2 separate regions of the Homo sapiens genome follow, and region 2 is linked to region 1. Evidence: chromatin loops called from intact Hi-C (ENCODE). Cell type or tissue: PC-3. All regions are shown on one strand. Links, peaks and the distances in the headings refer to the core of each region. The heading gives the core; the rest is flanking DNA.

Region 1 (16,974 bases), core at 3,594-11,593:
TGAGGTCAGGAGTTCGAGATCAGCCTAGCCAACATGGTGAAACCCTATCTCTACTAAAAATTCAAAAATTAGCTGAGCATGGTGGCGCGCACCTGTAGTCTCAGCTACTTGGGAGGGAGGCTGAGGCAGGAGAATTGCTTGAACCCGGAAGACAGAGGTTGCAGTGAGCCGAGATTGCACCACTGCACTACAGCTTGAGTGACACAGCGAGACTCTATCTCAAAAATAAATAAATAAATAAAAATCAAAACCCTGAGATAAGATGTTCAAATGAACAGTTTTAATTTTGTTCCTATTTTCTAGGAGCCCAAGTAAAGTTTCGGAGTTAAATTTTAGTTTATACAGGGTTTCAGTGGAGGAAAACCTGTGGCCTTCTCTGATGTTACTCGAAAGAAAAATGTTTAGGACTCTCATTTGCAAATCTTAAGACCTCAACACAGGTTATCTATTTGTCTCCATGGAAGAAGATAGCCCAGAACTAAGGAGCTGTGCTGGCAGGAATTGGTCAAATGTTTTCTTTTTCTCTATTTCTTCTTTTTGCACAACACAATTGATTTAATATGTCTATTTATATTTGTTGGCTCACCTTACCATCTTTAGGTACTTTGGTAAATAAGAAGGTATATTTCTTTCACGTTGGATTGAGATCCATTACAATTTAAAATTAATTTGCGCTGAGCTTTTTGGTTGGAATATATATCTACGATATAATAATATAAAGTATCTAAATTTGGCTTATATATACATGAAACATTAGAATTTGTTCCATAATATTAAAATCAATACAGTTGGTGTTATGCTTAAAATGCTTTTGTCTTTGAGAATGCTGAAGCTTAACAGATACATAAGTTAATGTGGCCACTGCCATCTCTAACAGTAGATCATACTCTGGGGTTTCTATAATTAAGAGGTCATATGACTATTCCTGAGAGTTAAACTATTTATACTACTCAATTGAAAATGAAGGAAAGATGGCATGTAAGCAAATGAAAAGAAAAAAAACAATGTAAAAGCTAAGAAAAACCATTCTTCCAAAATGACATTTTGAAGGAAATAACTATTTCTAAGACAGTAAGCGTTTTTTCATAAAGTAACTTAGTGCTATATTTGCTAGTAAAAAGTTTTCTCTGTAGTTTTAATGAAAAGCCAAAGTGCATTTTGCAAACTGGTATATGATGTCCTTTGAACAAAATCCACGGAGTGATCATAGAAGAAACCACAGAATTAGAAACTTGCAATAATTAATTTAAAATACACAGCTCTAAAATTCCTAAGATAGAAAAACATATTCTAACTAAAGAGAAGAGTCTCTTTTATTCATTTTTAGAATCTTCTATCACTTTCAATAACTTTTTCTTTTTTTCTATAGCATGACATTACATAATTAATCATCATTGCACTTTAGATTAAAAGGGGTTGGAAATCTACTAGTCCAAGTCATTCATTTAAACATGAGACAATGCCTCATGACGTAAATGACTCAATCAAAATCACTTCACCCAGCAAAGACTCCCTTAAAGAGTATGTTTCTTTGTGTTACTCTCTCCGTTGTGCCAATCCTTGGAGAATCTCTATCTCCTCTGGTGCTGTTTCCTGATACTGTTACAATCTGGATCTCTCTCCTTTACATCCCATTTTTTTTTTTTTGGTAAATGATGACTCTTCCCATTTTGTATTGTTCTTAATAAATTTCCCTACCTCCTTCTAGATAATTTAGATAATTATGAGTGTACTGGGGCAATCACAAAGTGAAAGATTTTGAAATTCTTAGCCTTTATCAACTGTTCTATCATTCCCATTCTTTTCTGTGATATGTGACTTTCAATTTTACATTTACTTTGAGAGTTTGTGAATATGAAATCAAAAAGGCATTATCATTATTATAAGTACAGACACTACTTATTTGAGAATATGTGATTTCCTAATTTATACCGGTCATGACGCCTAAGTTTAAAGTTACTATTGATACATGATTGTTTCATATTACACACACACGCACACACATATACATATTAAAACCTGAGAGTTGGAGAGAACAATCAGCTGAGCTAAAACAAGTAGGAACTTTGAGGAGAGACAATGAAAGTTTCCTTGAAGTATAAATAAGATTCTTAGAGTCAGTAGTAAGTAAAATTTTTCAGAATGGTTTGCTTTTTCTGTAAGAAAGTACGCCAAACAACTTAGTTTATTTTAAAAGGGAAAAATGCACACCCACATACTTCATCATTGCTCGTCACGTTTCTGCATCCTTCCATGCCTGGCTTTCTGGACCCATCTGGACAGATGGCGGTAATGTTAAAATAGATGCCTTGTACCTGGTTTTCCACCTGAACTTTCACTTCTGAAATGAGCTTCTGCAGAGACATTATTTTTAAATTACATACGAGAGTAGTTTCAAATGTCAGCAACAAAGCAGAGTCAAGCTTATTAAATCATTATAGATTTAATTTTAACTAGATCAAAGAGTCTGTTTCTATAAAAGGATGAATAAAAACAGTGTTTCCACATAATGACCCAATTATATTTGAAATACATAAGAAATACTGAAGGATTAGATTATCTGCATTCAAATTGTTCTATTTTTTTTACATATTTCCATGACTGCATTTTGAGCCCTTCAAAGATATTTATCAGTCTGTTAACAAAACAGTCATTTTTAATCCAGTAATAACTATATTTTATGATAAAGTGTAATTAAACCTTGAGAACACATATATCATCACAAAGGGTAAATCTTGACACCTTAAAATGTGGAAAATGCTTCTGCCATATAAAGCTGCTAAAGAAATATTTTTGTTTCAAACAATTGAGACTATCATGATAGCTAAAACGACTTATTGACACAGAATTGACAAGTACATTTTAGGGAGGCCATTTCTACACTGAAGGAGCAAGAATTACTGGACAGATATAGTTCTATAAGGCTCTCCAAGAATGGCTTAGAATTTTTCCCAAGTCCTTGGGACTTGTTTGTGTCAGTCAAGCTTGCTGCAATCCTTAATACCAAAATAGGTCCTCTTACTGGGCAGAAAACCATTCATTCATTTATTCACCCATGTATACACTCATTCAATAAATATCTATTTAATGCCTATTGTGTGGCAGGCACACACTAATTTCTTTCATTACAATCTTCAAATTCCAAAGGATCCAGCTACCTTTAATGTATACTTCAGATCTGTGTGCATTTTATTCCATACAACTAAGAGTCTACCACATGCAAAAATCCTTCACTTGCCAAAAAAAAAACAAACAAAAAAAAGGAAAAACGAAGTATGTGCCTAAAGAAAGAGAGTGAGCAGCGGGTTATGAAAAGAAAAATAATTTCCAGTGGCTTCTAATTCTTTACTTGAGTGATTTCTCTTCTTCAATGGTATAATCAACAAAGAAACACGTGCTTACTGACAAATAATTGATCATGGAATTCTGGTAGCGTATCTTTAGAACAAGAGACTTTCCTCTAATTTCTCAAAGTAAATATTATTTACAGTAGGTAAGACTATGTCTTCCAGAGAGCTCATACACACTGCAACAATTAATTGTATAATCTTGGTAAATCAATATAAACTTCCAGTGGTATACAAAGATGTTCATATGTGGAAAACCAGCAGATCAGAAGGAAATGCCTAACGCAATGAGCATCCTCAGTTTACCCTTCTAAAATTCTGCTTCTCTTAAGATCTTAGTTGGCCTGGTGTGGTGGCTCACGCCTGTAATCCCAGCTCTTTGGGAGGCTGAGGCAGGTGGCTCACTTGAGATCAGCAGTTCCAGACCAGCGTGGCTAACATGGTGAAACCCTGCATCTACTAAAAATACAAAAATTAGCCGGGTGTGCGTGATACGCCTGTAATCCCAGCTACTCTGGAGCTTGAGGCAGGACAATCACTTGAACCTGGGAGGTGGAGGTTGCAGTGAGTCAAGATCTCGCCACTGCACTCCAGCCTGGGCAAGACAGAGTAAAATTCCATCTAAAAAAAAAAAAAAAGAAAGAAAAGGAAAAGATCTTAGCTAGTTAGGCCAATGTTTTTCAAGCCTGATGTGAAGACAAATCCTTAAAATTTTGCCCAGTTTGGGGATTCAGAAATCCAACCCCAGACATAATCTTGAGCTTCCCTTTTAGTATCTAATAGGTACAGAGGCAGATTCTATATAATTCTTCAATGGATTGTGAATTGATTCTGTTGGACTGTGAAGACAAAATGAAAGTTTAGAAGATTTTTGATAATATAAACATATATAAAATAATAACAGAATTCCAACTTAAGGAGAGTAGTTAGCCCCAGTAAGTTTTTGTTGGATTTAATATTATTTTTCCACTGTTTACGGTTGATGAGAACTACACTGGACTAAGGCATTGCATACCTATGCTAGGCAAAATAACCAAATGTTGCTGTCTCCTTTGCCACTGGGGCAGTCTGACACACAGGTAAAAATCTGTAAATTTATATACTTTTTTTGGAGTAATAAATGGGTTCATACTAAAGAATTTAGAGTGGTTTCTTACAGCATAAGCTCTTGTCTTATTTTGATTATTCTTGGGAACAGACTACTGATGGGAATGAATTGTAGACACATTTGATTTTCTGTGATAAGTCCCTCTTCAGTCTCACTGTTCTTTTTTGTAACAGTGAGAAAGATGTAATTTAAGACGCTCTTCCTTATTTTACTCAACGTACTTTTCAGACATAGAAAACTATCCTCAGTGAAAACAAATCAAGCAAGATTTATTTTCCTTTTAGAAGATGAAAGTTTAAACAAGTTCTTAATTTTTTTTTTTTTTTGAGATGGAGTCTTGCTCTGTCGCCCAGGCTGGAGTGCAGTGGCGCAATCTCGGCTCATTGCAAGCTCCGCCTCCTGGGTTCAAGCCATTCTCCTGCCTCAGCCTCCCGAGTAGCTGGGACTACAGGCACCCGCCACCATGCCCTGCTAATTTTTTTTTAGTAGAGACAGGGTTTCACCGTGTTAGCCAGGATGGTGTCAATCTCCTGACCTCGTGATCCACCTGCCTCGGCCTCCCAAAGTGCTGGGATTACAGGCATGAACCACCGCGCCCGGCCTAAGTTCTTCATTTCATATATTGTGTCTACTTCCTGCCTTTCTCTTTTGTGCCCAAGCTAAAGGAAGGTGCTGTCTGGAGAAAACGAGAAGAGAAACGAGAGGTTTTTCCACAATGCTTTGGCTATAATTTAACTATTAAACTCTGCGTGTTAGGAAGGGAGTCAGAGAATTTGGGAAAGAGACTCTATAGTTGGCCCATAAATTCAAGGTAGCATAAAGCATATCTTTTGACACACTGTAAAACAATGAAAAACAGGTGGTATCGCAGAGGAGGAAGCACCTGAGGCTTGAAGTAAAGGAACACCTGGATTCTGATCCCACTTTCTTCTGCTTATTAGTTGAACAACCTTTGATAAGTTTGTTTCACTTTCCTGAGTCTTGGTTTCTACTAATATACAATGTGGGTACTAACCACCTGCTTTATAGGTCAGGTGTGAGGACTGAATGAGGTCATGTATGTAAAGTGACTGGATCTTAGTGGTAAAAAAGTAGCAGTCACTATTTTCACAACATCTTAACAGAGGTGGTTCTATTCAGGAATGACGCAGGTTGAAAGAACAGATGTTTCTTTAAATTCTTTGCATTGAGGCATTCACTCTTCATAGGACTGATGACAGCATACAACCATCAACTCAAGAAAACAGAGTATCTACTAAGGTGATTCTTTTAATCAAACTCTTTTGATAAAAATGCTAAAATAATTGTTGAACAATCAAGTGGTTGATCATAGAGATCCCAACCGACTCCTCTTAATAATTGCTATATCCCAGATAGTTTAACTGCCCTGGCAGATTATTGCCTTACGTAACTGTGGACTTCTACTTTATCATTACGGCATAGGAAATGACGCAATTTCATGGTAATAATGTACATTCTATAGCTATGACTTGATGATTCACTGAGCACTGGATGTAGAAGGAAATTTAGATAGCCTCTAGCCCAATCTCTGTTGACTGTCAATGAGAAAAGTGAGGCACAGAAAGCAGAAATAACTTTCCCAAAGCAAAAAGCTAGTTAGTGGTAGGGCCAGGGATGAACTTCAGATTCCTAATTCCTAATCTAATATGCTTTCTACTCCTCCTCTCGAGATGACATGGCACTACTTTGTACCTTGTCACAGAAATTGAGGTAAAAATTTTATTTAAAAAATTGTATCTAATATATACATACCTGATAGGCTTCCACTACCAAATTATTGAGGTTTGCAGCCTTTGATTCTATTTCACCAGCAATGGTGCCTGGCAAGAGGGGTAGAAGATCCTATAAAACATATCAGTAGCATTTAAACAATGACAATAGTATGTAATGGGTTAGCAACCAACAAATAGTAAATATTTTTGTAGTTATCAGTTGAAGGTGAACCATTAAATGAATGAAAACCTATAAGACACAAGAAAAATATAAGCAACCTAGTAGAGCAGCCAGAACATATACCCATGTAGTGGTTGTGTGTGTCTGTACATGTGCATGACTGTGTGTGCATCCGGAATCACTGTACCTGATGACCTAAAAATCCAATCGAAATGCAGATGAGCATCTCCCAAATTTCTTCCATGGAATGTAAAGCCCAAGAGATTTTAAACATACAAAAGTTTTGAGGGCAAATGAGCTTGGGAAGTTCTGCATATGGTTTCTTCCACTTAGAAACATAAAATGCACATTTGCAAATTAAAAGTTTCAGAGTAGGCCTGCAATCTAGAAATGATTTAACATTATTTAATGCAGCATTTCCCAAAACTTCTTTAGTTAGGAAAAATCATAGTCACAAGTGGAAACTTCATGGGGTATGTGTTCTTGATGCATGCTGCTTATTATGGAGAAGACCGTAGGTATTTTTAGGGAGAATGAGCAAAGGCTTTAAAGGTCTGCATGAATCGAAGATGAAGCAAAAATAGAAAAAAGCCAATCTGACTAAAGGGCACGTACTTATAGGAAATCAGATGGTAAAAAGTTTTGAAATCCATTTATTCTTGCATTTTATCCTATTCACAAATATCCTTAAGTTCCTGCTGGATGCCAGCCATTACTTAGACACTAACAACTTGGCATCTCAAGTCATAAGGAAAAATGTATCATTTATAGATTTTAAAAATTCATTTATTAGACTTTTATTGAGCTCCTACTTTATACACTTTGGAGATGCCAAATCACTAGGTCACATAGTTTCCACCCTTAAGGATCTCACAAGCATATAAATGACAATTTCTTCACTAAACACTGTACATGTGAACACGTGAAACAATAGAGATGTGCACAGACCCTAATGAAAGGGATACCTGGCCAGCATTTGAGAGCTGGGGAAGGTTGCCAAGGACTGTTTTCTGGAGGAGATGACTTATAAGCCATGCCTTAAAGTATGAGTAAGAGTTAATAAAGTAATGAGGGAGAAGGGCTTCCAGACATGAGAAGCGAGGGTGGGCAGCAAGAACAAAGGCACAGAGGAGAGAATCAGCCTGGCTGAGTGTTTGTGCACAGGAGGATTAGAAGCATGGCTGGAGGGATGAGAAGCATCCCTGCAAGGCAAGGAACAGTGGGGCAATGAGGCCAGAAAGGCAAGCAGAGACATGGCCTCATGTGCCACCTTAGAGATTTGGTCCTCTAATTCAGAGGGCACCGCTGAAACTTTTACTCAAGGGAGTACTGTGGTCACACTTGTGATTTCAATAGATCACTCTGGCAGCCAGATGGAGGATGGATTATCAGCCATGAGGTTGTTAGAACCCAGGTGAAAGGTGATTGATAAAAAAGATCTCTAGGCAGTCAAAGGAGGTGACTACAGGGGCATGCATGGGGCTCACACCGGAGCTTCCCAGGCTTTGGAGCCAGTTGATTCTGACTTTGTGCATAATTTAGTTAATAATAAACCTGGTTTTATGGTTTATCAGTTAATGGCAAATTTTTAAAGGAATAGGAAGAAACTGCTAGAGCCAATAATGCTGCCAAGAAATAATGTTAGAGAAACAGCAAAGAGGAAGCAAAAGCTATAAAAAGCTGCATGGTATTTCAAAGTAAACTATTAAGCTTAGAGGTTAAGAGCAGAGGATTTGGGTTGTTAGAAACCCTTGGGCAAATATTTAGCCTCCCAAAATATGATTCCTCATCTTTAAAATGGGCATATTAAGATGACTGTCCTCATTTTTATGAGTTGCTAAGAGGATTAGATTAATAAGTATTTACAAACTCAATGCCTGACAATAGTTAAGTGTACAATAAGTGGAAGCTGTTACGATTGCTAATAAAGTGGTTTGGGCCATTTAATTTTGGCCAGAGTCCTACTTCTGCAGATGTTAGTTTGTTGTTACCTTAAAAAGTGGTTCCATGGTATATACATTTGGGTAAACAAGGAATTAAATAAAGTTTCACTAAGTCAGACACAGAAAGAAAAATAGCACATGTTCTCACCCATAAGTGGGAGCTAAATAATGTGTATACATGATGTAGAATGATAGATAATGGAGACTTGGAAGGGTGAGGGCCTGGGAGTGGGGTGGATGATGAGAAATCACTTAATGGGTACAATGTGTGCTATTCGAGTGACAGACACCCTGAAAGCCCTGACTTCACCACTACACAATCTACACATGTAACAAACTTGCACTTGTACTCCATACATTTACCCTAAATAAATAAATAAAGCTTCACCATAGATTTCTAAAGGAAGAAGTGTTACGATTAAAGTAGTGCTTTCAGATAAGGTAGGTAGGTAATAGGGAAACTGGTAGGGGGAACACCAGCTTGTGGCAAATGGAAATGGGTTCAAGTATTTATTGAAGCCAAGAAAATGTAATTTCTCTGCAGTTTTTAAAAATAAGTAGAGGGCACTGGGGACTGGCCACTGAGGGGAAATGTATAATTAGGGAGCAGATGGGAGAAACAAAGATAGCAAAGGAGATGAGGGAGACCAAGTAAACAGAGATGCACAATGAAAATTAGGGTGTCATAGCTTCATGAAAATGAGAACAAGAGAGTTTCTAGGAAGAAAGAGCCTTAAAGATTGTGAAAAGAAAGCTATAACAGGGTTGCAGAGGAACAGTTCTATGCTGGGGGGTCCATGGCACCTCCAGTGTGACACAGTTGCTGTCTATTTTGCTTGAGGGTCTCACCTGGCCCAAAAGACTCCAGACACCACCAAGATTATTCTTATGTGTGAAGGCTTTGACTGGCTCAGACACTTCGATGGCCCCTTTTGGTCCGTTATTGAATGACCTAGACCAAAGCTAGGTGTGTCAGTGCTATTTAGAATTAAGCTGATATTCTCTAATTTTAACCTATTATGAGGATATGCTCATGTACCAGAATAAGAAGAAGCACTCTAGACATGCAAGATGCAAAGACGGATTGTGAACTACTTTTTGCCTGATAAGTCTTCTCCACCATTGTCACATTTGAGACCACCCTAAGCATCAGGCTGGACTCAAGTGTATCCAATACAATTCTCAGTTCTCAGATTTGGTTCTAGATGTTACAAACCTAAATAGAATTTATGCTTAAATGCTAAGTTAAGACATTGTAAAGGATACTTTAGTAATACAATATAGAATTTAGATTGTACAAAGTATAATAATTCCAGAATCCTTATCTGTGGTTCTAAAGAAATGTCTTAATTTCAATTACCAATGAAAAAAATTTAATTTTAACATTTTCAGAGTTAACATACCTTATACCAATGAAATTGTTTTCCTTGAACTGCAAAGATGACATTAATGTTGTTGTCTATTAATTTCTCTGAAAGTTGGCCTAGTGAGGGGTGTTCCTGTAATGAATAATAAAATAAATAAGGGAATGAAATTTCATAGCTCCATCCTATTCAAACATCTAATATGAAGAAAACTGTATGACTTACATAAAAATGTACCTGGGAAGGACTATGGTTTTACTGAAGACATTTAAATTTTTGAAAACATAACATCAATATCCATGTATTAAAATATTTTATAGACAAAAGTCCCATAAAAACCTGTAACTTAAAAAGATGAAGAGAGCTGAATTCAACTAACTAACAAAGAGTGAACAGCACCTCTTTAGATTAACACTGGACTCCAAATGGTGTAACTGACAGATAATTTAATATTCAGAAATAGAGACACGTTAGTGGCAATCACATTCTAAGGTGAAATTCAGTAACAAGTATTGAACTGCAAATATGTATGCATGTATATGTATATGCCTATAAACATATATATACACATACACATTCAAACATCCACATATACTATATATACACATTTGATATATAACATGATATAGTTATATAACATATATATATAACATGATATAGTAACGCTCTTTAGAAGCAGGAAATGCTCTACTCAAGTCCTAGGTTTGTCACCTTACAACAAAAGTTCTCAATTCCATCTTCTGTAATATGTGAATGATACCTGCCTTCCATGATTGCTGGCAAGATTAAAAAGATAATAATAGTATGTGAACTATTTAGTGCATTTTCTTGCATGCAGTAAGTGATCAAAACTAATAGCAATTCTGATTCTTATTTCAACTGCTTATACAAGGTATAGATTACAGATTTCTCAACTTATCATTATGCTCAATATTTTTGTTGTATGATATATTTTATACCTGCTTTACTTTGATAAATAAAATTTATGTTGTGCCAACTGTGGCACTCTTTGTGGTAATGAGAAAGTTAGAGAAGAGTAGGAAAATTGAAATAAAATTTAGTTTAGAGAACATGAGAAATCTGATGATTACATAAATGACTATCTAGAGTTATATAGTTAGGTATATTATTGGTAATATTTTTTCTATAAATACTCTTCTAGAAATTAAAATGATTGTCTCGAATAACAAGTTCATAGCTAGATACTTATCAGAGAGATGATGTTAAAGTTCACTGGCAGTAGTCTCTCCTCATTCACTGGTGCCTAATGGCATAAGCCAAAGATTAGTATGTAACTGAGCCCAATTAGTATCATAACATTTAAGTTCAAATTACTCCATAGTTTTTGCTTCCCACTGCACTCTCCAATGTTAACTGTATTTTCTTTAAGGAAAAATCCTGTTAAACCAACTTGGTAAACATTTCTGTATTGTGACAACTATGTGAACTTGGTAAAAGGGCTAGACTAACTAGTTTCACTTATAACGTAAGTTCTAAGTAACAAATAACACTTTATTTCTCTGTCATCTATAATTGTTGTGATAGAAACAAATCAAATTTTCATGAGTTGCCTTTACACATGATATGAAACCAACTAATGAAGAAGCTTAAAAAGTATTAACACGTAGGTCTGCATAGGAAAAGTTTTTCTCAGAGCAATTCTTAAGAATATAATTGTAAAGCAATGGAAAAAAAAAAACTCCAAAAACACAAATTCTGCCAGCTAAATTCTTATTACTTGTTCCTAATGAAAGGCATAATCTTAAAATAGATTGATGACAGTTTGCATAATGCTAGTGAATAAAGAGAACAAGCAGAGGCAAGGTAAATCTGTCTGTATTGGAAATATTTTTTAATGACAACAACTGCTTTTCAAGTATTTTTGCTTTGACAAGATAGTCACAGCTTGCTAAGCATTCACCCTTCTTAATTTTTGGAAACATTTGTATTTTAAGGACAATTTAATACATGTTTTCAACCAGCTTTTACTTAACTGACATAAAATCAATATTTAAGTGGCACTCTAAAATGTAAGCAGCTTTTGAAGACTTCTTAATCTCTTCCCCTTTCCAAAAACAGGAAGTCACTTTGACCAAATGTACATAAAACTTAAATCTAGAAAGTTCTAGTTTGGTCAGAAGCTTATTAAGAAGATCAGTCGTGGTCATTAGAGAAATGCAAATCAAAACCACAATGAGATACCATCTCAGGCCAGTTAGAATGGCGATCATTAAAAAGTCAGGAAACAACAGATACTGGAGAGGATTTGGAAAAATAGGAATGCTTTTACACTGTTGGTGGGAGTGTAAATTAGTCCAACCATTGTGGAAGACAGTGTGGTGATTCCTCAAGGATCTAGAACCAGAAATATCATTGGACCCAGCAATCCCATTACTGGGTATATACCCAAAGGATTATATATCATTCTACTATAAAGACACATGCATTTCAATACTGTTCACAATAGCAAAGACTTGGAACCAACCCAAATGCCCATCAATGATAGACTGGATAAAGAAAATGTGGCACATATACACCACGGAATACTATGAAGCCATAAAAAAGGGTGAGTTCATGTCCTTTGCAGGGACATGGATAAAGCTGGAAACCATCATTCTCAGCAAACTAACAAAGGAAAACAGAAAAACAAACACCGCATGTTCTCACTCATAAGTGGGAGATGAACAATGAGAACACATGGACACAGGGAGGGGAACATCATACACCAGGGCCTGTCAGGGGTTGGGGGGCTAGAGGAGGGATAACATTAGGAGAAATACCTAATGTAGATGATGGGTTGATGGTTACAGCAAACCACCATGGCACGTGTATACATAGGTAACAAACCTGCACATTCTGCATATGTATCCCAGAACTTAAAGTATAATAAAAAAAAGAAAAAAAAAGATTAGTCGAATTTTCAAGCCTACAAAAACAGATTTTTTGAGCCCTAGAGAGAAATCTCTTTTAAAAGAAAATTCCAAGTACCTCAAGGCAGATATTTAAAAATTACAAATGTATAACAGATGTTTAAATAAACCACTGTTGACAGAAGACCTGTGGATTAATGACCATTGCCTAAGCCCCTTCCCCTTTCCTTCATGAAGCAGCCTATCTTCAAAAAAGTATTTTATCTTTTATTTCACTAGCAGGAGACACGCTCCCTCTCAGCCAACTCTCCTGTTCTGGTGACATCACTGCTCCTGAACTCCAACTCCCTCTCTGTCTAACCCATTACATATTGTTTCTGTAAACTCTGAAAATAATTAATAGAGATAACAAGCACTTCAGGGGCAAAAGGGAGAAGGAAAGCAATGTGCCAAGACAGCTGCTAAGTAATTAAGGCTGTGGGAAGTAACTTATAAATGTCAGAAGGAAAGAAGAGGTAAGAAAGATTCATTGGGGGCAATTTTGGGTAAAGAGATAACTGTGTACAGATGTATGGGAGAATTTTAATAATGTGTATATCTACGTGGATAAAAAAGCATTTAAGATTCTCTTTATACAAGTGAGATCCATAATATAAATTTTTATAATAGAATATAGAATTTATAGTATGGAATATTGTAATAAGATATAAAAACCAAACAACTTAAATAAAAACCTTTTATCTGCGTGATTTTTTAGAGGAAAGAGGCAAATAGCATAGAAGTAATCAGATAGCAGACATTTATTTAGAGATGAAACTTTCAATGATGTGTCAGTCAACATCTGTCCTGATAGTTAATTTTGTATCTACATAGTTGCACTGTGATAACTGCATAGACCAGGGTTTCTCAAGAGTAGTGCTATTGACAGTTTGGGCTGGATATATTTTTTATTTGACAAAGGGGCTGTCCTGTGCATTGTAGGATGTTTAACAGCACCCTGGTCTCAACACAACAGGTGCCAGTAGCACCCTCTTTCCACAGTTATGACAGTCAAAATGTCATAACTTGATGAAATTGTCCTCTGGAGGGTAAAATCACTCCAGTTGAGAACCACACCACCAGCAGGGGCTCTGAAAACAGATCATCTGGGCTTCAACTTCTGGCTCTGCGACTACTAGCTATGTGACACTGGGCAGCTGTCTGAACCTTGCTGGGATTCAGTTTCCATAGGTGTAAAGCAGGTATAAACACTAGTATCTACCACTCAGATGGTGGAGATTAAATAGGTTAACTTCGTAAAGCCTTCACTTACTGTTCTGTAATTATTAAGACCAATGATGAGTAGCGGTTCATGTCAAACAGCTTAAAGTCTACTATGGACACTGCTATATAAGGGTGTGTGATTCCAGACAAGATGCTGATCTCTTTAGCACCTTTTTCCCTCCTCATTTATAAAGTAGAAGTAAAGCAATATCTACATTTCACTGGAATGTTGAATGCTGTTAACTGAACATAAAGAGACAAACACCATAGGTCTGCTCAAGAAAAGACAGTTTTTAACAAATGACTGCTTAATAAGAGAGATTTGGAGGCCTTTCCTAAAGGCAAGATATGCTCTTGGATGTGCTTTCCTTGACCTATGTCACTTGCTTATCTTTCTTACCTGGCCCTGCAGATGTTTGAGTTTGTGGCTCCTGGCAAATATGACATCAGTTGTAATCACGATACCCTATTTACTGAAGAAGGGTATGCATTGATTTTTGTAAGTTTTTCAATAATAATGGCAACAAAAAGCTTTCTGCTTAAGTATGACTTACCTACAACATCTAATTTAATGAGAATATTCCATTCTATAAAAATTTTTATCAAAGTTGAATTTTATTGTGTCACTTTTGCAAACCATAATTTTACCCCATTTGAAAGGCATTACACAAGCAGAGCCAGGCTACTTTGAGTCTGGCACAGGTGATTTCTACATGCAATTTTGCTTTCAATTAAAACAATTCCTACTAAATATTGTTTGCAGAAATCCTTTCCAGGCCACTCTTTTTGAGAATATGAGAAGCATTCAAATTAGTTCTCCTATAAAATTACTATTAAAATGTTCTCAGGCCAGGCGCAGTGGCTCACGCCTGTAATCCCAGCACTTTGGGAGGCCAAGGCAGGTGGATCATGAGGTCAGGAGATTTAGACCAGCCTGGCTAACACAGTGAAACCCCGTCTCTACTAAAAAATCCAAAAAAAAAAAAAAAAAAAAAAAAATTAGCCAGGTGTGGTGGCACGCGCCTGTAGTCCCAGCTACTCGGGAGGCTGAGGCAGGAGAATCGCTTGAACCTGGGAGGCGGAGGTTACAGTGAGCCAAGATGGTGCCACTGTACTCCAGCCTGGGCGACACAGTGAGATTCCGTCTCAAAAAAAAAAAAATGTTCTCATAGTGTTTACAATTTGAAGCAGATCATTCAGCAAGCTGAAATCAGGTACTTTGTAGTCTTTCGATGCCCCAAAAGATGGAACAATCGTTTTTAAAAGCTGCACATGGACTTAAAACTTTCTAGTTGTATTCCATACCTGGCACAAAATAAGTGTTCCATGAATTTGCATTTTTATTAGTATGCATCTGAGACAAACCTGAGAAGCAGAAAAAGATTTAACATTTTCTGAAGTAGAAAAGGCCACGTCTCTGTCGGGAAACAGCAAACAAAATTAACAGATCTCTTTATTAAAAGATCACAATTATCTCCTCACATGGAATTCTGTCTGATCTCAACATTAGTTATAAATGTTTTCCAGACTTTGAAAATGTCAGAAATATCCCTTTCAGAAAGAATAAATGTAATAGTGTTATGAACGTTTGTTAACTCAGGTAGCAAAGTTATGGATTACATTAGCAAAGTAGCTTCTTAAGCTCTCTTTATTCATCTGCAGTCCTGGAAAAATTAAGTATAATTCCAAGTAGATAAGATTCATAGTAAAAAGAAAGCTTCCTAAATGGCATACTTAAAAGTCAAGTACATGTTAAAGTTGCATGAGGAGAGGCACAGTGTTGACTATTTTTGCCAGTGAGAAAGCAAAACTGTTTAATGCCTGATAGGCCTTCTGCAATTCTGCCTCCATGCTATAAGATGCTGATCGACTCAGCAGCTAGCCTATCCAAATGAGCCTGCAGGAAAAGGAATGAACTATGAAGCCAGCAGTAAGGGGATTCTGAGGAGGTATATGATAGGAGGGATAAAGAATCACTGGCCATAATGTGATGAGGCATATAAAAGGCTGCATGGAAAAACACCAAGCCTAAACCAGTAAATACTAGTGAATATATGGTATGCACTAGTACATACAATAGGAATGTGGTAGGATCTTGCCAATTTGAATCTCGCTATTTAAAACTGTGAGTCACATCAACATCTGAAAATCCCATTGATAAGGTTCATTGGATGACCTCCACATACTTGTTCCTTGGTCTTCTTTCATTGTTACTGAAGACCTTCATGCTATTCTTGGCCTCCACCAAGGGGTGGGTGAACAGTTTCTGGGAGGGCTCTGACTAAGGGTAGAAATAACCCTGGAGAAGCTGGGTGGGGAGACAGGGTGAAATTCCAAACCCTCAGTATTAATAGTCTACTACATCATTAATAATTTTTGTATTAACATCTGCCATTTTAGAAAGAATGTCACATTTCAAATTGTCATTATCACTGGATAAATCATAAAACTATACTATTGCTACAGTTTTTTATTCTGGCACTTGATCTTGATGAAAAAGCAGTGGAAAATGTAATTTATTCAATAGTGTAACATCATTTGCCAGCAACCATATACAAATATCACAATGTGTAAATATAAATTATTTTATATGTTGTTTTACAACTTATGCAAGTCAAATCATCTGGTTATACTTTCATAAGACTGCAACCAGAAAGACAAGAAATGACAACAAGAACATTATTTTTCTTTTTCTTCTGCATTTCAGTCGACAGACTGTGGCAAAGTAAAGAATGCAGATTTTAATATAAGATTGAGACAGACTAGGGCCAACTCTGCAATTTATTAATGTTTTAGCTGTTTATTCTCAGGCAACTTACTTAGCTTTTCTGACCCTCAGTCCTGCTGTTTGTAAAAGGAGGCTAATTATGACTACCTTATAGAGTTGTTGTAAAGATAAATTTGATGCTGTATGCAGAGTGATTGCTACAGTGCTTTCAGTTGAATACATACTCAATAAAATGGCAGTTGTTATTAGTCTAGGGTTCACATTGACCTTCAGGAAATAGCTATATGTATAAGCAACAGAACTCTGTCCCATGTAATTTAGACATATAAAGGGTTTTTTAATCAGTTGTTTCCTTTTATAAATACAAACCCCAAGACTCTTGAATCAAGAAACTCAGATACCATTCAACATTATTGGCATTGGCTGCTGGAGATAAA
Region 2 (16,974 bases), core at 428-8,427, 110 kb before region 1:
TGCCTTCTGGTCAGCCCAGATTCAAGGGGAAGGCAAAAAAGTATCACTTCTTGAAGGTCTAATAGTAAAGTAACATTGCAAAAGAGTGATGGAAGATACTGTTCTGGCCGTCTTTGAAAACATTCCCTTCTATACATACCCCTACATTTTTTTCTGTCTCTCTTAAGATATGAAACAATCTTCCCAGGTCTGTAGATCTGTTTCCTCATCTTGACTTAGTATATTCAATTTTAGCTGTAGGATTATATGATATAGCAATGTTTCTGTTCAAAAGGTTAATATTGAAATTTGAGCCAGTTTTGATTGTGTCTTATTTCAACTAGAAATTTATCAGACTTTTCTTCTCGGGGCTTCTGTGAGCTTCAAGTTGCATTGTAGACTACTCAAAGTGTCGTCATCAGACCACCAGTATTAATATATCATGGGAGCTTTTTTTTCCTTTTTTTTTTTTTTTTTTTAACAAATACAAATTAACGGGCTTCACTCCAAAACTACTGAATCAGAATCTGTGGCTATAATGTTCAGGAATCTGGATTTCAACCTCCTCTCTAAAAACTTCTGACATCTGTTAAAGATTGAGAAGCACTGGTATAGAATACATTAGAGGAAGTAAAACAGTAAGCAGCAATGTACAGCAATGCAAACCTGCCTACTGGCCAAAAGTCGAGGATGGTAATACAATTAAATATTCCAAATTCTCATCTTGGCCAATCACACTGGAATTCCATCATTACATATGCATTCATTGTATTTAAATCTGAGAATCCAGTGTTAAAAAACAACCCCATAAGGAGAAAAAACACAGTAGGCCATTAAAATTACAGCAGAGATGAGTTTAGTTTATTGTCTTTCTTCAAACCACTTAGCAAACCCGAAGAAACTGAATACCACACAATAAAATCTTGTTTTGAATAAAAAGCCTGCCATGAAGGAAAGATTGATCCATGTTATTTCCAGTATCCCTGAGAAAGAAGAAAGACCCATAATGGGGGTCTCTTGGAATGAGAAAAGAAGGTACTGGGTCATCATGGAAGCCCGAGAGGGGCTGACTGGGGTAAAATATCAAATAGGTAAAGAGATGAACAAAGCAAAAGTGGAGACACACCAAAGATAGAAGCTGCTCTGTCTTCACGTGGCTCTGGGCCAGACATAATACTTGTTACCATGACGATAGATTACAAAGTTGCACATGAACAATAGAAAAGATGAAGAGAGGAAGAGATGAGAGAGGAAAAGAAAGAGAGTGTGAAGGATGGAATATGAGAAGGATGTTTAGAGCTGATTGCAATAGGTCAGAGATGAGAAGACAAAAGCAAATTGTCCTTCAAGAAACAGGACCTTCTGTCTCTAGCACTCTCTTGCAATGGTCTAAAAATAATGTGGAGGCAGGAAAAAGAGAGACTGAAAACTGAAAAATATGCATACTTCTTTCTTGAGGTATCGGTTACTATTCCACCTTACTCTCAGCTGCAAGGAAAGCTGGGAAACATCCCTTGGGAGCTGTGTGCCCACAAAGAAAAAGAAAGGTAATTGAATTAATATGCAGCTGTCCCTACCACACAGATGCAAATAACATATGGTTAAAAATGAATTTTCTCAAGTCTACTCTCTGAGAGCAAAGACGAACAAATTTAGTAAAACTGTAGTTTATAAAAGATTGTGAATTTATCTTTAGTCACTTTGATATAAAATACATGCATTGGCTTTCTTAGAAGCTTGCTCAATTTCGGCTTTAGTAGTTTGCTTTTCCAAGTGGAATGTTAACTGTTATTGACATGTAGGTTCATGGCTTATAAGATGTTATTTTTCCTATCATAGCAATCTAGGTAATCTTAAAAAGAGAATGCTGATGGAAGCAAAAATTATTTAACAAAATATAATTTAAATTTGGATATAATTAAAGTTTTGAAACATGATTCTAGAAGACTGGGGAAGATTACACAGCACTTCTATGCAGATAGCTAACATATTACTGAATCTTTAAGAGAATGGTGAGATCGTTAATTCAAGTGCCACCTCAGATAATTATTAGTTAATTTAACCTGGTACTCAGTACTCTGGGACTTAGTTTTTATATCTGTGAGATACAGAAGGAGTTGAGAATTTGGAATAATTAATCCCTAGAGTCCTTTCTAACTCTAAAGGTGTAAAAGGCATAGCAAGAATAAAAGAAGGCATTAAATGTCTCATGCTCTGCCGTTTAGTAGAAACTTCCTTTCTCTTAGGTAGGACTAAATCAAAACCATTTCAAATACATTGGTATCTGTAGGCTTTCCTTTGTGAGAAAGGAAATAGAGGTGTTGGAAGCATTATGAGATAACCCCTTTATGCCTAGTGTTCCATTATTGGAATGCTAAGCTTGTGGGAATTATTTATATCCTACTGCTCAAGGTCATCATCAAGGTCTGATTTCTCACACACACACAAAAATTTGCAACCTCCAGCATAAATGGGTTAATATGCTTATCTGTAAAGCTCTTAGCATAGTCCCTGATACAAAAAGAGCTCAATAAGTTAGCTAAGTTTAGCCATTTGAAAATCATTTCGGAACACTTCACAGCCCTCAAAATTCAAAACATTGTTTCTTATTATGTTATTTCCTGAAAATCCCTCCAGATCACTTACCATTTGGACTACAACTTTATATATAAATATGTACCAAAGAGATAGGTTACCAGAAAAGGAAGAGAGACATATGTTTAGGAAGGGAGTAAAGGATAAGCAAGGTTTTCCCATTACCCTCCTTGTGGCTTACCCTTGTCTCCCTTCCTTCTTTCTCTTCTTTTCTGCAAATCCATGGCTGTTAATTAAACCAAGGTAGTCTGCTTTCAGAGTCCAGATTCCTAACCATTCTTCTTTGATGACTCTTTTTAGTATCTTCCAGAGTGCCTTGCACATAGGTACTCTGCAAATATTGCCTGATGCTAAAATGCTATTTTTAAGTTTTTGGGGGGCCTGGTTTTAAAACTTTTTGCAGGATTCAAGATATAGAAAGTTTGCAGATATGGACCAGAAGAAAGGCTTAAGATGTTTCCAGTCATCCTTATCAGTATCGTAAGCAATTTTGGAACATGTGCATTTTCTGATTCCTTGAAACCAGTATTTGTTTCTTTTGATTACTGAACAGAGCAATTGTTGAATCTTCTCTCTTATTCACCTCTATAGCCCATCTTGACTATGGCCCTCTATGACCAAATCTTGACTTTTCCTTCCCAAGTAGATGGTCCAGTTCTCTCCATCTCCTGGCATTACTCTCGCTCACTCCAATCCAATCCATTTTCCTCACAACAGCCAGAGTGATCAACTGAAAAGTACAAATAGATTTTGGCTGTACTGTGAAGGGTCAGTCATGATCCCAGCAGGAAACAGACTTCAGCTCAAAAAGTTCAAATATAGAGATTATAATAAAAGAATCACTTTACAGTGTGGTTGCAGTTAAGAGGACCAATAGGAGACACTGAGGAACATAAAGACAGAAGTGAAAGTTATTTGCTACTACCCTCAGGGGGAAGGGGGAAGGGAGAAGGGGAAGAAGTTTTATTACTAGAGATCTTTGAGAGCTATCCCAAGGAGGACGGAGCACACAGCAGGAGTGGTAATTGTGGAGAGACAAATCACCACTAGCGATACTGCCATGAAACAGGGAGGAAGTGGAGCGGAAGTACCTTGAGTTTTTGAGTTTCATCTCTCCTCCAGTCTCTGATGCGTCAGTGCCTCCTGTTGGAACCTAACTGGAAACAGAACAAGGAAATTGGGTAATTCACTGCAGGGGTCATCATGAATAACAGAGCTGAGCAGACAACATGAAGAATAACCAGTACATCTTCAAGATCAAATCCTCGATCTGACCTGCAGGACCCTGCAGGATTTGACACTTTCCTCCCTAATCCAACCTATCCTTTGTTCCTCTGTTCCATTTCACTGAGCTTCAACCACATTTGGATTTTTCATTTTCTGGAAGGTATTGTGCTTGCTCCCAGCTCAGTGCTTTCACACAAGCTATTCTCTCTCTCTGATAAGTTCTTGTCCAGTTTTTGCCTCAATAAATTTTAAAGATTCCTTAGAATTCAGCTCAAAAGACATTTCCTCAAGGAAGTCTTACCTGACTCCTAGACTAGGTCAGATCCTCATGTAAGATATTTAATTACATCTTACTCTTCTCCTTTGTAGCACCTATTATAATTAAATATCTACTTCTTAATTAATTATGATGAGACTCTGTATTCTTGGCTATAAACATAGAGATTTTGCCTATCTTGTTTGTCACTGATTTCCATATTTTGCTTATAAATATTGAAATTCAATAAACATTGTTTGGATGAACAAATGCATGAATACTTTTCCATAGTTTATGAAAAATGCAAAACTGTTGTATATACCTTTTTAACTTACTATCAAAACTACATATAAACTAGCATGGGAGAAAAATAATTTTGAACTTTTTTCTGGTGTGGTATATATTTCTGTAGTGTTCTATGTATACAGGAGATTTTTAACAAAAGATGTGACTTGTATTTAACATCTTACTCATTTCCTGGCTGTTACAAGGATAGATTGAATGATTACTTCTTGTAAAGTCACAGTATAGCATTATGCTTGCCAGGTGGGTATTTTCAAGGGCAGGGCTGTGATTAAATGTACTTTAGTTGTTCTTATTGTGACTTTCTGAATTCTTCATCATTGTGTTATGTACCTCCAGATCTAGTAGGTAGCAGAGGACCTTTGGGGAAAAAAGCCATTCCGATTCATCTCTTACCACCAAATATCCCCATGCCTCACCTACTCCAGAAGAATATTTGTACCTACAAATCAGCTGAAGAAAGGGAGGGCTGCAAGTTTCATCCACTCCATGGCTTCCACTTCCAACGCGCACACACACACACACTTACACCCCACACATGCTAATGACTTCTCGGTCTTTTTTCCCAGTCCTTTTTTCCCAGCCTTCTCTTTGGCTCCAGATCCACATTCCAAGTGCCTTTTTCCGTCCTCTCCTAAAATCACACCTGTTAAACTTCTCATATTTTTAACAGATCACCACCTATCTAGTTTCCCAAACCAAAAATGTTCATTTTAAACTTAAATTCTCTCTCATTCTGTATCTAACCAGCCATCATATCTTTTCAACTCTTAACTACAAAATATTTCATTAACCTCACTTCAACATTTTCTCCTCATTTTTATTCCACTGGGTCAGGTCTGAAAACTCCACTAATGCAATTTTCTGTGGTCTTTCTCTCCCTTTTTTTTTTTAATCTTCAAAACTATCTGTTTTCTGGGCCACCTACGAAGATAAGATTTATATCACTTTGTTGCTCAATAATACTGATTGTACCTTAAGCTTCTCTTTGTTCACTCTTTAGTTTTGTATAATAAGTTCTTTAAAGTATGAACTATCTGAACTCTTTCTAATACTCTATTTATCCAAACATATCACCCGCTATCTCATATCTTACCCCAAAACCCTATGTTCTAGGTTTTAGATGTTATCAATTATCCCTTGCTTCCTGTGACCTTGTTTCATGATGGAAGCTCTAAGGAGTCCTTTGAAAACTTGCATTTCTGTCCTTATCTGCAAGGCCATTTAATGACTCATTCTTCGCATAGGCCAGACCCCATCTTACCCCATTCACCATTTGGCCTTTCAAGAAATAGTGTTAGGGAGAATTGCACTGAAAATACTTGTATTTTGATGTACTTCATTTCCAAGGGGATGTGTTCAATCATTTTTTCAATATCCTCTTGGCCTTTATTGAATACCTACTATGTGCCAGACACTGAATATAGAGATACAGTCCTCTTCATAAAAGTACATAGTCTAGTAGAAGGAATGGATACATTAAAAAATGTAGGAATTAATTATATCCTACCTTCAGTCTAAGTGAATATGTAGTTGTGAATGTCTAGCAAATGAGAAGGGCTGGCTTCTCATAAGAAAGTGAAAATGTGGACCACTTCTCATTTTTCAGCCACTTTTAAATTATTAAGTAAGGGAAATAATATTTCAGGAGTTTCTTTTGGTTAAAGCCCTTACATTTTCGAAACACTTAAAAAAATTTTATATATCATGTTCATAAATAGTTTGTGAAGTTCGCAAAACAAGTCCAAAATTATAAGTGAGATCTAATGAATATGAGTTTTACAGCTTTTATTTTTCCCCTCGGTGTTTCATGCCATAAGTGCTACTGAACAATTAAAATGTTGACCAAAACAAAAGGATAAGAAGCAACAAATTTTTTCACTGGGCCACAAATAGAGGAATCTCTGCTTTATTGCTGAGACAGACTTATAAACAGTGTATATAATTAGCTATTTTGCACATTCACGTGTGTATGCATCAGATGTTCTAGTATGTTTATAAAAATACCTAGTTCAATTATGTTTTTCAAAGCTTAATTAATTCTCTTGGGGTTTATGTCTAAAAATACTGCCCAGTTCTGTCTACAACCATTTGCTTGTTATACCACAGACTAATTTTTATACTATTATTACAACTTGGACTGGCAGCTTGGGGCTAAATGTGCCCATATATATTTGTTTTCTACTAATCTTTTTAAAATTTATTTTTTGAGATACTTTTATCAGCCAGAACCATGATTTCAGTATGGCTCAATTAAAATCTAAATGTGCATTCTAGTTAAAAGTTGCTTATAATTTTTCGGTGTTCAGTTTGTGATTTCAAATTTACTCTTAATGGATAATCAATCCAAGGGCTGGAAGAGACTTTATGGGGTCACTTGGTTCCCCTATTGCCTGAGACGTGTAAAAGCCTGACTTATCTAAGTAGACACTCTCATTTAAATTTCCCTGAAGGTAAAAAAGGCCACAGCCTTGCCTAGGTGAACTACTTAATTACTGTTGTAGTCGATATGGTGTTCTTTTTTAGGTGTATTCAACCTACATTATCCTATTGTTGCAAATTAAGCCAAATTCCTTTTCAATTTTTGGCAGATATTCACTGGGCACTATCTTTCATCAACTTGCAGGCATTAATATAGTGGTCTTCTATTTGCAAGATTAAAAAAAAGAAAGAAAACAAAACCAAAACTTCAGTACCCCTTTCTTACAGAATCCATATTTTTATTTATTTTCTTGGTGCCCTTTTCATTTCTCCATAATTTAAGATGCTAAAAGAGACCAGGTGTGGTGGCTCACACCTGTAATCCCAGCATTTTGGGAGGCCGAGGTGGGCAGATCACTTGAGGTCAGGAGTTAGAGACCAGCCTGGCCAACATGGTGAAACCCTGTCTCTACTAAAAATACAAAAATTAGCTGGGCATGTGCCACCAGGCGTAACCCCAGCTACTCGGGAGGCTGAAGCAGGAGGATCGCTTGAACCTGGGAGGTGGAGTTTGCAGTGAGCCAAGATCGCACCACTGCACTCCAGCCCAGGCGGCAGGGTAAGATCCTGTCTCAAAAAAAAAAAAAAAAAAAAAAAAAAAAAAATGCTAAAAGAAAATCTGAAGATGTTCCTCTTAAACAAGGCCAAGAAGTATGGATTTCTTCCTTTTAGTTCATTTGGCAAAAATTTATGAAATACATTCTATTTCAAGCATGTATGTTGGATGGTAAAGAAGCAATGCTGAGCAGCAGAGAGCCTCTGACTTTTAGGAGCTGATCATCCCGACAGGGCAGCAGGGAAGGATGCAGGCAATACAGAGGGTCAAGAATGCTAAGTCGTTAGGGGGAACATGCAGAAAGGAGGAGCCAATGATAGCCTTAGGCCAAATCAGTGAAGCACCACCAATGGGGACTGTGTGCCGTATGTGAAGGGTTTTGTGTATTCCTTGTGCAGTATAAAAATGGCTCAAAACAGATGAGAACTAAAGTTTTAGTTAAACATGTACTTGAAACACACAAACAAAAGTTGGATTTGTGCTGTTAACATCATCCATAAGCAGCCTGCTGATCCAGAGAAATATTTTTCCTTTTTATGATTCTTTGCCCAAATCCTCTTCAACCTTTTGGAGACAAAAATATATACCAGGTCTTATGCCAGTAAAAATGCAAATATAGTAACTAAAATAAACTTTTTTAGGAAGTATAAGCATAACTTTGGAGATATAATATATTTTTCCAATATTTACTCTCATCAAAAGGAGATAAATGCATTTTTCCCCATGACTCTTTGCCTGTAGATTTTTACATAGACACAGCATTCGTATGTACTGTTGATAGTGTTGATGGCTGACTGCCAAACAATCACCATGTGCTCAACTTTTCACTTTGTGATATAATTAAAATTTTTTTTCTATTTGTTTTGCTGAGCTGAAAACCAAATTTCTAGCTATTGTTAATATATAAATTGTTATTGTGCTGTATGTCCTTTAGTTATAGAAGAGTGATATGTCTTGATTTTCCTAGCATCAATCCAACTTTCATCTGTCTTTCTAGCATAATTATTAATAGCTCCTAGTTTCATGCTCAGAAGTATACCAGATTGGTTGATAAATTGCACGAATGGTCAACATATGGTAAATGTTAGACCCACTACTCTAATGACAGGATAAGAAACAAGTTAGCATGAAGCATTAATATGAGAGCATTTAAAGCTATCTTTGAGCCCAGGCACCATGGCTCACACCTGTAATCCCAGCACTTTGCGGGGCCAAGGCTGGCAGATCACTTGAGGCCAGCAGTTTGAGACCAGCCTGGCCAACATGGTGAAACCTTGTCTCTACTAAAAATACAAAAATTAGCCAGTCGTGGTGGTAGGTCTTGTAATCCCGTTACTTAGGAGGCTGAGGCCGGAGAATCGCTTGAACCCAGGAGGTAAAGGTTGCAGTGAGCCGAGATGGCACCACTGCACTCCAGCCTGGGCAACAGAGTGAGATTCTGTCTCAAAAAAAAAAAAAAAATCTTTGAAAGTTAGTGAAAATGACCCATCTATTCCTTTTTCCTGATTAGATCTGATATTTGCCCTGGCTTGGGACGTATGCCGCATTATATTTAAGTGATTTAGGTGAGGTGAAGGTGTTGTTGGAGTCTGGGCTCCTATAAACAAACCATATAAAATAATCTGTAAACAGATCATCTCGATTTGGCTTCATTTTGAAAACAGAATAATGTAGAATGACAAAAAAATTGATAACATTTATGAAAATTTATCCTTTTATGCTGGTCGTTTATTGTATTTCTTTATACGTTTCCATAAACATTTTATTTTATTTTTAAAAAACTTTTGCCAGGCACGATGGCTCACACCTGTAATCCCAGCACTTTGGGAGGCCAAGGCAGGCGGATCACGAGGTCAGGAGATCGAGACCATCCTGGATAACATGGTGAAACCCCATCTCTACTAAAAAAAAAAAAAAAAAAAAAATTAGCCGGGCGTGGTGGTAGGCGCCTGTAGTCCCAGCTACTCAGGAGGCTGAGGCAGGAGAATGGCGTGAACCTGGGAGGCAGAGCTTGCAGTGAGCAGAGATCATGCCTGGGCGACAGAGCGAGACTCCGTCTGAAAAAAAAAAAAAAAAAGCTTTTATTTTAGGTTCAGGTATATGTGCAGGTTTGTTATGGGGGGTTTAATGTACAGATATTTTGTCACTCAGGTAATAAGCCTAGTACCCAATATTTCTTCTGATCCTCTTCCTCATCTCACCCTCCACCCTCAAGTAGATCCCAGTTTCGGTTGTTCCCCCCATGTGTCCATGTGTTCTCATAATTTACCTTCCCCTTATAACTTTTAATAATAGCCATTCTGGGCTATCATTGAGAAACAAAGTATAAGCCTAACTTTGGAGACATATATTATGTCTCTAAATATTATGTTTCCAAAAATATATTATTTTTCTAATATTCTCATCAAAAGGAGATAAAGGCATTTTCCCCATGATTTACATTGCTTTGGCTATACCCAAAGGAATACACCAGGGGAATATAAGTCATTCTATCATAAAGGCACACAGGTATATTCATTACAGTCATTGTGGGCTATCATTAAAAAGTCCAAAAATAATAGATGCTAGCCAGGTTGTGGAGAAATGGGAACACTTATATATTCTTGGCAGGAGTGTAAATTAGTTCAGCCATTATAGAAGGCAGTGTGGTGATTCTTCAAAGACCTGAAGACAGGAATACCATTCGACTCAGCAATCCCATTACTGGATATGTACTCAAAGGAATAGAAATCATTCTATCATGAAGACACGTGCACATGTATGCTCAATGCAGCACTATTCACAATAGCAAAGACATAGAATCAACCTAAATGCTATCTGTGGAAGAATGGATAAAGAAAATGTGGTACATATACACTATGGAATACTATGCAGCCATGAAAAAGAATAAGATCATGTCTTTTTCAGGGACGTGGATGCAGCTGGAAGCCATTATCCTTACCAAACTAATGCAGGAACAGAAAACCAAATACCACATGTTCTCACTTATAAGTGAGAGCTAAATGCTGAGAACACATGGACACATGGAGGGAAACAATGTACTGGGGCCTATTGGAGGGTGGAGGGTAGGAGGAGGAAGAGGATAAGCAAAAAAAAAAAAAAAAAAAAAAAAAAAAATCTAATGGAAACCAAGTTTAATACCTGGGTGATGGAATAATCTGTATAATAAACCCCATGACACAAGTTTACCTATGTAACAAACCTACACATGTACCCCTGAACTTAAATAGAAGTTTAAAAAAATTATAGCCATTCTGACTGGTGTGAGAGGATATCTCATTGTGGTTTTAATTTGCATTTTTCTAATGATCAGTGATATTGATCTTTTTTAATGTGCTTTTTGGCCACATGTATGTCTTCTTTTGAAAAGTGTCTGTTTATGTCCTTTGCCCACTATTTAATGTTTTTTTTTCCTTGTAAATTTGTTTAAGCTCCTTGTAATGTTGGATAATTAAACCTTCTCAGATGCATAGTTTGCAATTATTTTCTCTCATTCTGTAGGTTGTCTGTTTACTCTGTTGATAGTTTCTTTGGCTGTGCAGAAGCTCTTTAGTTTAATTAGATCCCATTTGTCAATTTTTGCTTTTGTTGCGATGGCTTTTGGTGTCTTTATCATGAAATCTTTGCCAGTTCCTATGTCCAGAATGGTATTGCCTAGGTTGTCTTCCAGGGTTTATATAGTTTTAGGTTTTACATTTAAGTCTTTAATCCATCCTGAGCTGATTATTTTATATGGCATAAGGAAGGGGCCCAGTTTCAATCTTCTGCATATGGCTAGCCAGTTATTTCAGTACCGTTTATTGAATAAGGAGTCCTTTCCTCATTGTTTGTTTTTGTAAGCTTTGTCAAAGATGAGATAGTTGTAGGTATGTATCCTTATTTCTGGGCTCTCTATTCTGTTCCATTGGTCTATGTGTCTATTTTTGTACCAGTGCCATGCTGTTTTGGTTACCATAGCCCTGTATTATAGTTTGAAGTTGGGTAGCATGATACCTCCAGCATTGTTCTTTTTGATTAGGATTGGCTATTTAGGGTTTTTTTTTGTTCCATATGAATTTTAAAATAGTTTTTCTAGTTGTATGAAAAATGTCATTGGTAGCTTGATAGGAATACCAATGAATCTATAAATTTCTTTGGGCAGTATGGCCATTTTAACAATATAGATTCTTCCTATATATGAGCATGGAATATTTTTCCATTTGTTTGTGTCATCTCTGATTTCTTTGAACAATGTTTTATAATTCTCATTGTGGAGATCTTTTACCTCCCTTGTTAGCTGTATTCTCAGGAATTTTATTCTTTTTATGGCCATTGTAAACAGGAGTTTGTTCCTGATTTGGCTCTCTGCTTGGGTGTTTTAGTGTATAGGAATGCCAGTGGTTTTTTTTTTTTCACATTTATTTTATATCCTGAATTTTTACTGAATTTTTTTAGCAAATTGTTTGCTGAAGGAGCTTTTGGGCTGAGACTATATGATTTTCTAGATATAAAATGATGTCAGGGTAGTTCAACTTTCTTCCTTAATTTCCTTCTCTTGACTGATTGCTCTGGGTAGGACTTCCAACACTATGTTGAATAGGAAAGGTGAGAAAGGGTATTCTTGTCTTAGTTCAGTTTTCAAAGAGAATGCTTCCAGCTTTTGCCCATTCAGCATGATGTTAGGTATGGGTTTGTCACAGATGGCTCTTATTCTTTTGAGGTATGTTTCTTCAATATCTAGTTTTTTGATATAGTTTTCAACATAAAGGTTGTTGAATTTTGTCAAAGGCCTTTAATGTATCTATTGAAATGATCCTGTGGTTCTTGTATTTGGTTTTGTTCATGTCATGAATCATGTTTATTGTTTCACATATGTTCAACCAACCTTGCATCCCAGGGATAAAGCCTAGTTGATCATGGTGGATTAGCTTTTTTATGTGCTGCTGGATTTGGTTTGCTAGTATTTTTGCATCTATGTTCGTCAAGGATATTAGCCTGAAGCTTTCTTTTTCTGTTGTGTCACTGATAGGTTTTGGTAGGCCTCATAGAATGAGTTAGGGAGGAGTTCCTCCTTCTCAATTTTTGAATAGTTTCAGTAGGAATGGTACCAGCTCTTCTTTGTAAATCTGGTAGAGTTCAGCTGTGAATCTGTCTGGTCTAGGGCTTTTTATGTTTGGTAGGCTATTACTAATTTAATTTTGGAACTCATTTTTGGTCTGCTCAGGGATTTTATTTCTTCCTGGTTCAGTCGTGGGAGGGTGTATTTGTGTAGGAATTTATCCATTTCTTCTAGATTTTCTAGTTTCTATGTGTAGAGGTGTTCATAATAGTCTCTGATGGTTATTTGTATTTCTGTGGAGTCAGTGGTAATATCTCCTTTGTCATTTCTGATTGTGTGTATTTCTATCTCTCTTTTCTCATTTATTAGTCTAATTAGTGGTATATCTATCTTATACTTTTTTTTTTTTCAAAAAAATCAGCTTCTGGCTTCATTGATTCTTTCAGTAGTTTTTCATGTCTCAGTCACCTTCAGTTCAGCTCTGATTTTGGTTATTTCTTGTCTTCTGTTGGCTTTGGGATATGTTTGCTCTTGCCTCTCTAGTTCTTTCAGTTGTGAGGTTAGGTTGTTAAATTGAGATCTTTCTAACTTTTTGATGTGGATATTTAGTGCTATAAATTTCCCTCTTAACACTGCCTTAGCCATGTCCCAGAGATTTTGGTAGGTTGTGTCTTTGTTCTCATTAGGTTCAAAGAACTTCATTTCTGCCCTAATCTCATTATTTACTCAAAAGTCATTCAGGAGTAGGGTTATTTTTTAATTTCCATGTAATTGTATGATTTTGAGCAATTTTCTTTAGTTGTAAATTCTGTTTTTATTGTGCTGTGGTCTGAGAGAGTGGTTGGTAAGGTTTTGGTTCTTTTGCATTTGCTGAGGATTGTTTTATGTCTGATTGTGTGGTTGATTTTAGAGTGCCATTTGCAGATGAGAAGAATGTATATTTTGTTGTTTTGGGGTGGTGAGTTCTGTAGATGTCTATCAGATCCATTTGGTCTAGTGTTGAGTTCAGCTCCTGAATATCTTTGTTAATTTTTGGACTCTGTGATCTGTTTAATACTGTCAGTGTGGTGTTGAAGTACCCCACTATAGTTGGATGAGAGTCTAAGTCTCTTTGAAGGTCTAAGAACTTGCTTTATGAATCTGAGTGCTCCTGTGTTGGGTGCATATATATTTAGTATAGTTAGGTCTTCTTGTTGAATTGAACCCTTTACCATTAGCTAATACCCTTCTTTGTCTTTTTTGACCTTTGTTGGTTTAAAGCCTGTTTTGTTTGAAATTAGGATTCCAGTGTCTGCTTTTTTTCTGTTTTCCATTTACTTGGTAGATATTTCTCCATCCCTTTATTTTGGACCCATGGGTATAATTGCATTAGAGATGAGTCTCTTGAAGACAGCATACCATTGGGTTTTGCTTCTTTATCAAGGTGCCACTCTGCTTTTTAATTGGAGCATTTAGCCCGTTTATATTCAAGGTTAATATTGACATGTGTGGATTTAATGCTGTCATATTAGGTGTTTATTATGCTGACTGATTTATTTAGTTGCTTTGTAGTGTCACTGGTCTGTATGCTTAAGTTTGTGTTTGCAGTAGCTGATAACAGTCTTCCCCTCCTCCTCCTATATTTAGTACTTCTTTCAGGAGCTCTAGTAAGGCAGATCTGGTGGTAATGATTTCTCTCAGTTCTTACTTGTCAGAATGCTGAATATGGGCCTCCAATCTTTTCTGGCTTGTAGGGTTTCTGCTGAGAGGTCTGCTGTTAGTCTGATGGGCTTCCCTTTGTAAGTGACCTGTCCTCTAGCTGCCTTTAACATTTTTTCTTTCATTTCAACTTTGGGGAATCTGATAATTATGTGTCTTGGGGATGATCTTCTTTTGAAGTCTTTTGTGAGATTCCCTGAATTTCCTGAATTTGCATGTTGTCCTTTCTAGCTCTGTTGGGAAAATTCTCATGGATGATATCCTGAAGTATGTTTTCTAAGTTGTTTCCATTCCTCTTATCTCTTTCAGGGACACCAATGAGTCATACATTCAGTTTATTTACATAATCCCATATTTCTTGGGGGTTTTGTTTTTTCCCTTTCATTATATTTTCTTTATTCCTGTCTGGCTGTCTTCCTTCAGAAAGTCTTTCTTCAAGCTCTGAAATTCTTTCCTCAGCTTGGTCTATTCTGCTGTTAATACTTATGATTGCATTATAAAACTTTTGTAGTGTGTTTCTCAGCTCTTTCAGGTTGGTTGTGTTCTTTTCTGTGCCAGCTTTTTTGTCTGTCAGCTCCTGTATTGTTTTATTGTGATTCCTAATTCTTTAGATTGGGTTTCAATGTTCTCCTGAATCTTTATGATCTTTATTTCTATCCATATTCTGAAATTTTATTTCTGCTATTTAAGTCATCTCAGTTCAGGTCAGAACTCTTGTTGGAAAGGTAGTATGGTCATTTGGAGGAAAGAAGGCACTCTGGTTTTTTGAGTTGTCAGAGTTCTAACAGTGTTTTTTCCTCATCTTTGTGGGCTGATGGTCCTTAAATCTTTGAAGTTGTTGTTCTTTGTATGGGATTTCTATTCCTTTTATCCTATTTGATGACCTTTGGGGTTTGATTGTGGTATGAGGTGGGTTCAGTCAACTGCCTTCATTACTAGAAGACTTTAGGAGACCAAGGCTCAGCTAAGGACTCCTGGACTGCATGCTCTAACTCTGGTGGACTACTATTGGGACCTGGCTTTGTTCTCTGGCTCCTCAAGGTTAGGGACCTGCTGCACTGGATGGGCTGAGGTGCTCCCAGACTTCTGGTCACAACACTTCAATGGGTGGTGCCAGTCAAAGCACTTTATAGGGCAGTGGCAGCAGGATCTGTCCTCATTGGCATGTGTCAGCAGCAGTGGCAGCATGATGAGATGTATGATCATCAACTGTGGCAGGGTACTAGCGGGTGCCAGGTGCCTGCCTTTGTGCAGGTGTTCACAGTAGCGGCAGAACCAGCACAGCTTGTTGGGGCAGGGGCCCACTTATTGGCAACTATGTGTGCAGTCACACTGGTGGAGGCATTGGCAAGGGGGCAGGACACTGGAGGGGCAGGTCTCTGTGCACCATCTGTGGATGTTCGGGGCAGGGGAGGTTCTGCTGCTCTCTGTGCCTAGTTTCACTCAAGTGATAATGTTGGCACAGGAGTGAGGTGCTGGCAGGGACAGGATTGGTGGGCTGCACGCCTCCCTGGGCTCCAGTGACAATGGCAGTGCAGCAGGTAGCGGTAGGGTGGGGTGCACTGATGTTGGCAGCAGTGGCATGGCAGGATACAGGCATACATGTGAGCTGGCGGGGAAGGAAGGGGAAGGTCCGCCCATACATATAGATGCTGGCAAAGCATATTGGGCAGGTGGCCTGGGCAAGTGCCTGCAAGCAATGTGGCATAGGGGAGGCTGCAGTGTGGGGAGGGCATGGGCAGGCTGGTGCATGTCAGTGGGGGTCACTCTGCTGCAGCACTCTGATAATCAGGTGTGGTCCACTAATGCAGGAGCTATGATGCAGGCCCTCAGAGGTACCTGGGGGTTGCACTGCAAGTAGGTGTGGTCAGACTGGGGCCCCAGGAGAAGCCAGCAGACCAAGGAGTGCTCAGGTCAGACTAGCACCATCTCATGGGCACGACCTCCCTGCAGAGTTCAGGTTCTACAGTTCCCTAGGGCTAAAGTCTCACATGGGAGCAAGTCAAGCCTAGGGCAATGGACATCTCTGGCCATGCTCCACTACAGATGTTTCTGCATCAAACCCTCTGGGCTCTGCACTAGCTGGAATTGTGCCCCTACCACTGCTCTAAGCAGCTTTTCCCTGCCAACTCAAGTGTCCATGGTGGTCAAGGGGTCTCCTCCTGCCAAGATTCCAGAGGCCTGTGGTGAGAGTTGATTGCTCCTTGCCTGTCCTCCTCCTCAGGAGTCATTGTGGGTTAGAAATGAGTTCCCGTGCACAGTATCCCTGTGCAGGGTTCCCAGCTTCCTTCCCCTTCAGCCCAGCTTCTGTGTCTTCCCTCCATTTGCTCTCAATGCCTTCCCTCTGAAGGTTGGCTAGGAGTGCGCCAGTCTTCCCAATGTTGCAGTCCCCTGGTGGGAGATGTTCCTCCCGGCTGCATCTAGTTGGCCATCTTGGAGCAGGAATCTAGTTATTTATTTCCATTTCTCTATGCTCAGTGCTGTACATTTCTGGATTGTCTGCAGATAGCTATGTCCTCTATCAAAGTATCAGCACACAAACCTCCGATGTAGTCAAATAATTGCACTGTATCAACATTTTAAACACAAAAATCTTGTAAATATGAATACAGCTTTCATTCTTGAAGTTACTATCATATCTGGACAAGGCCAAAATTACATTTGTTTTAGGATGTACATTGAGTTTTAATTGATTTATTTATATCTTTATGCAATGCACACTGGCTTATCTTAATGGCAAAAATTAGAAAGGTCAACTGGAGATGAGTTGGGGTTGGTAAGGTCATTTGAGTTGGGGTGAGGAAGGGGTGGATAGAGGCAGAGTCAATATTACCACATGTC

The links. Peaks named below come from ENCODE experiments on the same cell type or tissue, not always from the same donor. Only the 100,000 strongest peaks of a DNase experiment are listed, where the experiment ranks them.
Region 2: a loop joins it to region 1, with 2.0 times the contacts of the local background. A loop is called at or near these places in 2 of 110 quality-filtered maps.

Annotation. Positions count from the first base shown.
Region 1 is chr7:20,384,240-20,401,213 of GRCh38, reverse strand. It overlaps ITGB8 (integrin subunit beta 8), which reads right to left. Exons shown (of 14, transcript NM_002214.3): 7 at 9,716-9,811; 8 at 6,229-6,318; 9 at 2,220-2,354. Among named protein-coding and RNA genes, the nearest start is that of ITGB8-AS1, 61 kb to the right of the region's middle. RefSeq lists an enhancer at 5,038-6,237. In PC-3, for the core only: no CTCF peak of the experiment used is centred there; a DNase peak (open chromatin) is centred at 7,383; H3K4me3 peaks cover 609 bases; H3K27ac peaks cover 3,210 bases.
Region 2 is chr7:20,494,959-20,511,932 of GRCh38, reverse strand. No RefSeq gene overlaps it. Among named protein-coding and RNA genes, the nearest start is that of ABCB5, 110 kb to the left of the region's middle. In PC-3, for the core only: a CTCF peak has its summit at 3,656; a DNase peak (open chromatin) is centred at 4,592; H3K27ac peaks cover 1,109 bases.